Regions from separate parts of the Homo sapiens genome. Here region 2 is linked to region 1. The links are chromatin contacts, found by Hi-C or POLR2A ChIA-PET in ENCODE. All regions are on one chromosome and are shown on one strand. Each heading gives the region's core, a stretch centred on a gene start or an enhancer-like site at or near the end of the contact. The rest is flanking DNA. Distances are from core to core; before and after follow the strand shown.

Region 1 (5,002 bases), core at 1,634-4,133:
ATAGGGGACCCCTGCACCCCCTGCCTCCATCATCCAGAAATATGACCCACCCTGGGGCTTGGGGATGACGCCTGCCAGCATGCTCTAAAGGGCTCAAAAAAGTCCTGGTTCTAACATGCAGCTAGTTCACTTTAGAAACTCAATTAATTCACAAGAGGAAATGGCCATAGAGATTTCTACATGGAAAAAAAAAAAAAGGGAATGTAAAATCAGAAGATCACTACTACCAAAATACCTGACAGAAGAGAAAAAACAACAAAGATGCTACTGAGGTTTTTGGTTTGTTTGTAGAGATAGGGATCTTGCTATGTTGCCCAGGTTGCTCGAACTCCTGGCCCCAAAGTGATCCTCCCACTTTGGCCTCCCAGAGTGCCTGACAAGACTGCTATCCTGTTGGAAGAGCTCTGGACCTGGCTTGGAGATGTGGGCTCCCTCTGGATTCTGCTGTCACTGACAGCTCTCGGGTCTCACCCAGGTGAGCTCTGGACTCCTTCCTGTGTTGCCTTGGCGGATCCCAGACAGCTCTGTGCCCAGAAAGCCCCCCTCCGGCTGTCAGGGCTGTGTCCCCCAGAACTGCACAGTGCCCAGGGCATCGCTCACTGGGGCAGTTCCACTTCCTAGGCCCAGATGCATGGGTTGAATCATGGCCCGCCTAAAAGATGTTGAAGTCCTAACTCCCAGTATCTGTGAATGTGAATTAGGGTCTTTGCAAGGACCTATTTGCAAAGGTAGCCTGAGGACCTGAGGTTACCTTGACTGCCGCTAAGCCCTGAGGTGGTGGGAACCCTCCTGACCACTGAGTTTGAGGGCCTGGGCCATTGTGAAGGACCAGCCTTGCGTGGCACCTGAGGGAGAACCCACAGATGGACGGCAGAAGGACAGGTAGAGGATGGATGCCCAGCCTGAGGCCCTGCAGCACCCGTGGTGGCTCCTCCTGTGCTTTCTGCCCTGGCCCTCGGGTTGCTGTGTGGGGCCACTGAGTCAGCAAAGACGTACACACGCAGAGCCCATGGAGCTCGCTAGGTGTTCACATGTCACTTCCACAAACAAGTCCTGGGTGGCACCAAGCCAGGCTCCGGGGCACAGGGGAAAGGCATTGAGTGTGGGCTCAGAGCCAGTTCCACCCACCCCTGCTCGGGGGACCTTGGGGAGGTGGTCAACTTCCTGGAGCTCTGGACTCCCCCCGAATAACAGGGATGGCAGGGTGGTCGTGATGATCAAGAGGAGGCCTGGGGCACCCGACCAAACCGCATGTGGCTCCTTCACCATGCGGAAGCTTTTCCAGAACTTCCTGTGTGTCAGAGGGAGTGTGGGCAGTGAACAAAACCCATACGGTCCTTGCCTCGGGGGCCGACACCACACGGGGAGCACGGGGGTGAGAAGGAGAGGGGAGATGGCTCATAGGCGGGGCATGGATCTGTGGATGGCTGCCCCAGAGAACCCCCAAACTGATAGAACATGGCAAGTGTCCTAGGAGCGCTTATGAGGATGAGGAATAACTGGTTTTATGGGAAGGGAGGGATGGGGGTGCGGGGCACCTGGGAGGTTGAGCTAAGCTGTGGAGTAGGGAATGACCTCCCAGCCCCTCCAGCTCCCGCAGTCAGGCCAGTGAGTGGCAAAACAAGCAGCTGCAGCAGGTTGCCTGAGGCTCCCAGGCAGCGTGAGGCACACCCAGCCCAGGGCCGGCCCTCCATGCGGCCTGGGGCAGAAGTCCCACCTCTCCAAGTCTGCAGAACCAGGCAGGGGTTGACCCACCGGGCTGTCCCACTCTGCGCTATGTCCCTCAGAGCACTGAGACTCAAGCTGGGGCACCCCCAAACCCTGCACATCTCCACTTGGTCATTCCTAGGCTTCAAAAGGGCCCATTTTCCCATCCCTTCGTCAGCTCAGCTGCTCTCAAGGCTTTCTATTGTCCACACTCCTCTCAAACTGTGGCGTTCTTGCAGCCAGCATCTGGAGGGGAAAGCAGGGTTTGTCTTAGGTGTCTCTAGTTCAGCCTCCCGTCTGCCGCTGTAACAGCAGCAGCGCACGTGCAGAATGGACCAGTACGTGAGAAGGCTGTGTTCTGCACCTGCTTGTCCTCATTCCTCACTCCTTTCAGCTGAAAGGTGATGACGTTCCTCCTGGCAGCATGTCCGTGTGTGGTTTAAGGGGATGGCATCGTACTCCTCTCTGGCACGTGGCCAGAGAGAACCAGCTGTGAGCAGAATGAGACAGCTGCTGCTATGGCCTCAACTGTGCTTCCCCCAAATTCCCATGTTAAAGTCCTAACCCCAGGTCCCTCAGAATGGGACTGTACTTGGAAACACAGTCTTTAAAGAGGTCATTAGGTTAAAATGAGGTCACCAGGGTGGGCCCTAATCCAATATGACTGGTGTCCTTATAAGAAGAGGAGATGAGGACACAGACACACAGGGGAAACCGTGTGAAGGCACAGCAAAATGACAGCCATCTGCAATTCTAGGAGAGGGGCCTCTGGAGGAAACAACCCTGCCAACACCCAACCCTGCCAACACCCAACCCTGCCAACACCTTGGACTTCTGGCCTCCAGACCGTGAGAAAACAGAGTTCTGTAGTTTAAGTGCCCAGTCTGCAGTCCCGTGTTACAGTAGCACAGCAGCCACCCTTGGGGAACTGACCTACAGCTGACAAACATGTGTTATCGGTGTCTCTGGGGCAGGAGTGATGCCAGGTACGTTACACCTGCTCTCAGCAGGGACAGCCAGAAGCAGCAACCATGGCCTGTGGGGCCCATTTTGTCAGATACTTTACCTATTAGTCACGCTTCACCACAAGTAAACCAACCCTGGGAGAGCCCCGGAACCTCTGAGAGGCAAAGCCAGGGCTTGGACCCAGGCGGTCTGGCCTCCTCCCCAGGCCTTGCATGGGCAGCAGAGGGGAGGCTGGCCCAGGCAAGGGCGACATGGTGATGGACACATTGTTGGCTAGTGGCAGGCCCTTTCTGCCTGATTTGCACCCCTGCATTTTTCATTATCAAAATGAGCCACCTTCTGTGAAGTTCTAGGCCCTGGGAGTTGAGGATCACTGCCTTAAGAATCCACTCACCTCAGTGAAAACCAAATCACCTCTCAGAACGAAGGGAGAAATTTATCCCAGGATGGATCGGTGATTTATGTTCTTACCGATCCCATTGGAATGCCAAACTCATAACACTTATCTGCCTGAAATCACAGATGCGTATAGAAAGGGAGGTACCAGATTAGGGGCAGTGCCAAACCCAGTGAGCACACCGCTAGAAGGTAACAGGCGGAGTGCATCATGGTCTGCTGGGGAGAAGCTCCCTGCATTCCCAGCACCTTCCTGCGTGTGCCAGAGGGCAGACGTGTGCGCCTGCGGCCTCCTGCCTCACTCAGCACCTCCTCTGGAAGGGCTTCCTACCCTTCACCCTCTCCCAGGTGACCCAGCTGGGCCTGGCACAAGGTGGGTGTCTGTGTTGGGTGAATGGACACTCTTGCTGTGGTTGCAGTTGCTGTGTATACACACATGCACAAGAACCTGCTTTAAGGTTTGGCTAACTCCAGAGGCAGGGAGGTTTGGACAAAGCTGGTATTCCAGTGTGACCCACTTTCGGAATGCAAGGGAGAGAATTCAAGCCTCACAGAGAGGAGTGACACCAGCCAGGAGCCTCTGAGCTGTGTCCCAGGAGCCCCAGGGACCTTCCTAAGGCTTTGGGGGTCCACAGGATGGGCAGGGGAGGAGGAAGGACTCTGGGCCTCCAGGCCCAGCACAGACCAGAGCAGCAACCCTCTGATCTGTTTCTGCATCTGTTCTCTTTCAAAGAAAGGATTCTGCTGATGCAAACAAAGTCTGATGCCAAGACCTGCTCATCCTAAGGTTCCAGGTCTAGCAGCATAAACACAACAGAAGAATGTGGAGGCAGAAGAGTGTAGGGACCCAAAAATAGTACAATACCTTTGCCGCTTCCTTTTGAAAAAATCCCCACCCCAACAAGGAGAACAAGAAAAAGAAAAGAAAGACTGTGCCTATGACCTTGATCACATCCACAAGCCCCAACACATATCAGTGGGAAGTGGGCAGGGAGATGGCAAACAGCTGAACAGGGAGGGGGGCCAGGAAGGAGAAACAGGGCAACTGGGGCCCCAAAATTCCAGAAGGCTCAGGGATAGGGTATCCCCAGAGCCTCAGGAGGTGTGGGAGGCAGAGTCTGAAGGAATGTGCAAGAATAGAGCCTGTGCCGAGACCATGTGCTCTTCTTACTCTATTGCCTTTTCTTCCAGGGCACACAGCCGGACTACATTTCCCAGCCTCCCTTGCAGCTAGGTGGTACCATGTGACTACACTCTGGCCAATGGGATGTGGCCAGAGTGATGACCACACTTCTGGCCTGAGCCTCCATAACTGTCAGGGCAGCCCTTGCTGCACACGCCCTTTCCTGCCCTTTCTTGCTGGGCACCTGGAAGCAGACTATCCAGGGGAGGACTTGGAGGCCCCAGAGGGCATAGACCCTAAAGCATTTCTCAACCAGGCTTTCTCATCTGAACCACAGCCTGCAGTCAATGACTGGTGTGCCCATTTCCCCAACCAGTCATGTACCTAAGGATGGTGTGTAACTGGTTTCATTCCAGGTATGCAGGAGGAAAGTCGTTCCCTGCACACCATGATGCCTTTGCTGTGAGTCCTTGATTCCCTCCTGGAACCCCGGCTGAGAAAGGCTGTGAGACGAAAGACCTTCTAAAAAGAAGAAACTTAAGTCCTTGCGTGACTGCGTGGAATAGAGCCTTCGTCTCCTGCGGTGACATCCCACTGCAACACATCAGGAAACACCACTTCACTGGGCCAAGCAAAGGTTGGCACTTGCTTCTTACAGCAATTAGCCACCCCTGACCAACATGGAACCCTGTACTGCGACTCAGCGGTCAGGTAACCACCCCCACCCCAGCCCCATCTCCAAAGCTTGGGGGAGGAATCTTCTCTGGAAAGACACTGGACAGGAGAACAACAGGCCCAGAGGAAGGCTGG
Region 2 (5,372 bases), core at 2,800-5,299, 400 kb before region 1:
TCCGCCCCCAACAAAACAGAATGTTGAATTCATGTCCTCTGAGACTTTCTTCAGCTCTGCTACAACATGATTCTAGGAAGTAGAAGCTCACCTTCTGATCTTGGGAAGCAAAATAACTGCGGAAAAAAGGAAGGCTGTACAAAGAAAAAAATCCCAGTCACATATGTGGTCTTCCTGGCAAGAGGGCATGACTTGAGTCCAATCGCAAGAAAATTTCAGATAAACCTAAATGAAAAATGCTGTATTTTTAAAAGTGGGGAGGTGGAATTGTGTGCTTCCAAAGTGTCAATGCCAAAAAAAAAAAAAAGAAAGCACAAAAAGGGCATGAAAATGTTGCAAATGAATAGAGGCTGAAGAGACAAGATAATTTAACCCAACACCTGACTCTAGGCTGGAGCCTGTAAAAAAGAGAGGAAAATGGTGTTTTGAAAAAAAAAAAAATGATACAGGCCGGGCATGGTGGCCCACGCCTATAATCCCAGCACTTTGGGAGGTCGAGACGGGTGGATCACCCTGAGGCTGGGAGTTCGAGACCAGCCTCTCCAACATGATGAAAACCCTCTCTACTAAAAAAATTTTAAAAATTAGCCGGACATGGTGGTGGGTGCCTGTAATCCCAGCTACTTGGGAGGCTGAGGCAGGAGAATAGCTTGAACCCGGGAGGCAAAGGTTGCAGTGAGCCCAGATTGCACCACTGCACTCCAGCCTGGGCAACAAGAGTGAAACTCCATCTCAAAAAAAAAAAAAAAAAAAAAAGACAAATGATTTCTCTTATATGAAGTACCTATATTAGCCAAATTCATAAAGAAAGAAAGTTGAATAGAGGTGACCAGGGCTGGGGACAGCAGGGAAGGGGGAGTTACTGCTTAATGGGTACAGAGGTTCTGTTTAAGGTGACAAAAAAGGTCTAGAGATGATTAGTGGGGATGGTTCTACAACATTGTGAATGTATTTAATGCCACTCAATTGTACACTTAAAAATGGATGCTGACCAGGCGCAGTAGCTCATGCCTGTAATCTCGGCACCTTGGGAGGCCGAGGCAGGCGGATCACATGAGGTCAGGAGTTCGAGACCAGCCTGGCCAATGTGGTGAAACCCCGTCTCTACTAAAAATACAAAATTAGCTGGGCAATGGTGATGTGCACCTGTAGTCCCAGCTACTCGGGAGGCTGAAGCAGGAGAATCGCTTGAGCCCAAGAGGTGGAGGTTGCAGTGAGCCGAGATTGCGCCACTGCACTCCAGCCTGGGCAACAGAGCAAGACTGTCTCAAAAAAAAAAGTAAAAGGGGGTGTTACAGCTTATTTAGAATTTGTCTAGCAGATTTTCCAGCTTTTACTGGAAGCCCCCTCACCCCCAAAAATGTGTGAAATGGAAAACTGCATGTATATTTTACCACAGTGAAGAAACAAAAAAAAGAAGTTATTCCTCTGGGCTCCACTGTACCAGGGGCTTCTCTTTGTCAGAGCATGAGGAATACCGCAGTGTAACGTGCCTCTCTGTTGGCTGTGTGCTCCCTGGGGCCAGTGACTGTGCCTGAGACAGTTGCTCGTATAATTAGGTTGTTAATGTGCATTTGGTTTTAATGAAAAAAGAAATGAGCAACACGCCCTGGTGCATTTCCGGAAGCCTGTGCATTTCCAGAAGGCTGTGCATTTCCAGAAGCCTGTGCATTTCCGGAGGCCTGTGCATTTCCAGAAGCCTGTGCATTTCCAGAAGCCTGTGCATTTCCAGAAGCCTGTGCATTTCCCGAAGCCTGTGCCTGTACAGTGGGCTTCACAGGGGTGTGTGCCTCGTGCAGCTGCGCATTCAGCCCACGGTCCAGAGCAGCCAGTGACCTGGGATATTTAGCAGGGAGTTATGATCTGGCCTCTGTTTTCTCCACGAGGATCAGCCCTGAGGCCAACTGGGACAGAGACCACACAGCACACAAAGGGCACTGGCAGTGTGGGCCACCGCAGTTCGAGGGTTCTGTTCCAAGCAGGATTGCTACCCAAACACAGCAGGCCTGGAGAGGCTGCGATCAACTCACAACCCTGAGAAAACAAACTCGATCGTGAGTGCGTTGTGGAAGCTGTGATGTCTGTGGCCCATGGGGACAAAGTTAACTGTCTTAATGTAAAGACAAATGAAGGGGCCCTCTTCTGGTAAGAGAATTAAATTCCTCCATCCAGGGAGGAAAAGCATGACTTTCCAGGCTGAGAGGAAAAGGAAGGACTTCGCTGTAATCCAGTCAGCAACAGCAGCAAATTTAAGGGGGGAAATGTGTCAAATGCAGGAAAGGGGTCAGAAAAACAAACAGCATTCATTGCCCCTCAGGCGCCCTTCAGGGAAAGCAGACAGGCCTGGAGGAACAGGCTCGCAGTCCACTGCCCTTTGCTGTGAATCCCAAACAGCCCTGCGATCACCGGTTGGGCTTCCCACGCACCTTCACATTCAGGAGGAGCTGCCCGGGGTACCAAGCTGAGGATTTCTGTCCCGGGACAAGCAGCCTCCCTGGGGAAAATCAATGCTGGCATGTGGCTTCCAGGAGAGGCCCCCGTGACTTCAGAGGGCTGCTGTGCCTCTGAGTTCAGTTTGCCTGAAAAATCTTCCAAACGCAGCTCTAGTGCCACTTCCTCCAGGAAGCCCACCAGCCGGCCCCCACCACTCCTGGACCCCTGCCTAAGAATACTTATGCCTTACACACTACAATATGGAGAAATTACTAATACAAAAACAAAATGTCCGAGTCCACTCCAAACATAGGAGGGAGAATCAAGGCGGAAAGATACAGTGGTCTTAACTTGTGCTTGAAAGATTTTACTTTTAGGTCGGGCGTGGTGGCTCACAACTGTAATCCTAGCATTTTGGGAGGCCGAAGCAGGCGGATCACCTGAGGTCGGGAGTTCGAGACCAGCCTGGCCAATATGGAGAAACCCTGTCTCTGCTAAAAATACAAAAATTAGCCGGGCGTGGTGACATGCACCTGTCATCCCAGCTTCTCGGGAAGCTGAGGCAAGAGAAACCCTGTCTCTGCTAAAAATACAAAAATTAGCCGGGCGTGGTGACATGCACCTGTCATCCCAGCTTCTCGGGAAGCTGAGGCAAGAGAATCGCTTGAACCCGGGAGGCAGAGGTTGCAGTGAGCCAAGACCCCGCCTTTGCACTCCAGCCTGGGCAACAAGGGCAAAACTCCATCTCAAAAAAAAGCAAAAAAATTTTTACTTTTGCCGGGCGTGGTGGCCCATGCCTGTGATCCCAGCACTTTGGGAGGCCGAGGCAGGAGGCTCACTGCAGCCCAGGAGTTCAAGGCTGCAGTGAACTGTATCATGCCACTGCTCGCCAGCCTGCCCCACAAACATATTTTTTTTCACTTTTGCATATTTTACAAAGCACACACCCACGTGAGCGCATTGCCAGCCCCCTCGCCCCCCAGGACAAAGTGGAGACCCTGTCAGCGAGGAGGCTACCGCTTAAGTCCCTGGGGTTCTCCAGAGAAGGAGGAGAAGGCTCTGCAGAGCCATGCGCCCTGGACGGAAGAACTTTCAAAAGTAATTCAACAAAATAGAAACTTGTCGAATTACATTGCAGACAGCGCGTGCGGAGCAAATGTGTGTCCACGGAATATTCGTCGGGCACAAGAGGAATTCCCTGTCAGCTCCCAGGACCGTGGGTGCCCTGAGGCCGAGTCACGCTCCCCCGGGATAAAGAGGGTGGGGGCGCACACAGGCAAGGAGGAGGCGGGGTGGGGGGGTGCAGAATAAGGAACTAAGGTAAAAACGCCCAGTACTGGACTCCCCTCCGAGCAGCACCCCGAGAGGGCCCGGAGGAGCTGAGGCGGTGCGAGCCGAGACTGCCAGCCCCGCCCCCAGCAGGCCCCGCCTTCCGCTGCTCGCCACCGCCCCCGTGAAAAAAAACCAAACCGGTAACCTCTACCCGGCCGCCTCCCATTGGATATGTGAGTGAGCGATGTCCGCCCGGACCAATGAGCCGCAGCCACGGCTTGGCGAGCGCCTTCCGGCCCGCCCCCGCGCGGCCGCCCCTCGGACCACCGGACTGGCCTGGGGCGGGACGTGGGCGCGGGGGCGCGGCGTGCGGCACGCTGCAGGGCTGAAGCGGCGGCGGCGGTGGGGACTGCACGTAGCCCGGCGCTCGGCATGGCTCTCCTGGTGCTCGGTAGGTGCGGGCCAGCGGAGGGAGGCGGGCGAGCTGGGGTCGGCCTGAAAGGTTTCGAATCTCTAGGCCGTTCCCCGGCGGGCCGCGGCCGCAGGCGGCCGGAAGTGGGCCTGGCGGGCGGGAGGCGCGGGCCTCGGCGTCCGGAGGAGCTGCTAGGTTGCCCCGGCGGAGGTGCGGGTGCGCGGGAGACTCGGGCGCCCGTGGGGAGGGGCTTCCGCAGCCGCGGGGGGCGGGAGCCTCGTGCGCTGGAGCCGGGCGCGGGGTCCAGGGCCGGGCGGGAGAGCCGCGGAGCCCAGCCCCGGCCGGATCCCGGGGAGGGGGTCTGTATTCCCGGAGAGTCGCAGGGGAGCTTGTTCCGGGCTCTTCTCGAACTCGTGCGTGGGGACGGAGGTTGGCGGGCGTCCTGCACTGCTGCTTGTTTCTGCCACCTGCTTTATGCAGCTCCTACTTTTAAAAACTGAAATGTTAAGCCGGGCGCGGTGGCTCACACCTGTAATCCCAGCACTTTGGAAGGCCGAAGCGGGTGGATCATCTGAGGTCAGGAGTTCGAGACCAGCCTGACCAACATGGCGAAACCCCGTCTCTACTAAAAATACAAAATTAGTCGGGCGTGGTGTCGCGCGCCAGTGATCCCAGCTACTCAGAAGGCTGAGGCAGGAGAATCTCCTGAACCCCCAGGAGGCGGAGGTTGCAGTGAGCCGAGATCGCGCCACTCCAGCCTGGGCAACAAGAGTGAAACTCTGTCTCAGAAACGAAAAACTGAAATGTTAAATCTCAGTCCTGAAATAAGGACCCATAGTTCCCTTAGAAAGGGACAGTGCCTTCCAAAAGCTGGGCTTAAGACGCAGGGGCGCTTCGCATGTGATCGGACTCCTTAAAAACGAAATGGAACGCGGCGTCTTAGGAATTCTGTAAATGTCTGCTTCTTAGTGGGCGAGGCCGAGGGTCCTGTCCTTGCCGGGCTCGCCTTGGTCACAGCCTTGGCTCTGACAGTCCTTAACCTCGGCTCTGGCCTCAGACCACCTTCCCCCTATTTACTGGCTCTGTGACTTGGAGCAAGTTACTTAACCACTCTGTGCCAGTGCCTTTTCAACGGTGTTCACCATTTTAGGGACTGATAATAGTACTCCCTTAGGGTTGTCCTGAGGATTAATGAGTTAGTACATGTCTTTCTGTTTTTTGAGACACGGTCTTGCTCTGTCTCCTAGGCTGGAGT

The links. Hi-C counts contacts between places; a loop is a spot of excess contacts on that map. ChIA-PET counts read pairs that join two places held with the same protein, here RNA polymerase II (POLR2A). Pooled maps may share reads with other maps.
Region 2: a pooled map shows a loop between it and region 1 (14-fold over the local background). The contact joins the promoter of PDIA6 here to the enhancer-like site in region 1. A Hi-C loop is called at or near these places in 1 of 168 maps with a recorded cell type or tissue (ascending aorta), 2 of 37 single-sample maps with no recorded cell type and 11 of 50 pooled maps. POLR2A ChIA-PET finds 5 or more read pairs at or near these places in 1 of 52 experiments (B cell).

Annotation. Positions count from the first base shown.
Region 1 is chr2:10,411,897-10,416,898 of GRCh38, reverse strand. The region is part of intron 2 of HPCAL1 (hippocalcin like 1); the gene reads right to left. LOC124905972 (a long non-coding RNA gene) reads left to right here. Exons shown (of 3, transcript XR_007086211.1): 1 at 1-4,903. Among named protein-coding and RNA genes, the nearest start is that of SNORA80B, 32 kb to the left of the region's middle. Within about 2 kb of position 2,883, at least 7 of the 41 ENCODE cell types and tissues checked have a DNase peak (open chromatin) inside an H3K27ac peak, as active enhancers do.
Region 2 is chr2:10,811,462-10,816,833 of GRCh38, reverse strand. It overlaps PDIA6 (protein disulfide isomerase family A member 6), which reads left to right and starts at 4,049. Exons shown (of 13, transcript NM_005742.4): 1 at 4,049-4,156. The coding sequence starts at 4,138. It also overlaps the pseudogene RNU7-176P. RefSeq lists a silencer at 3,747-4,496 and an enhancer at 4,987-5,046.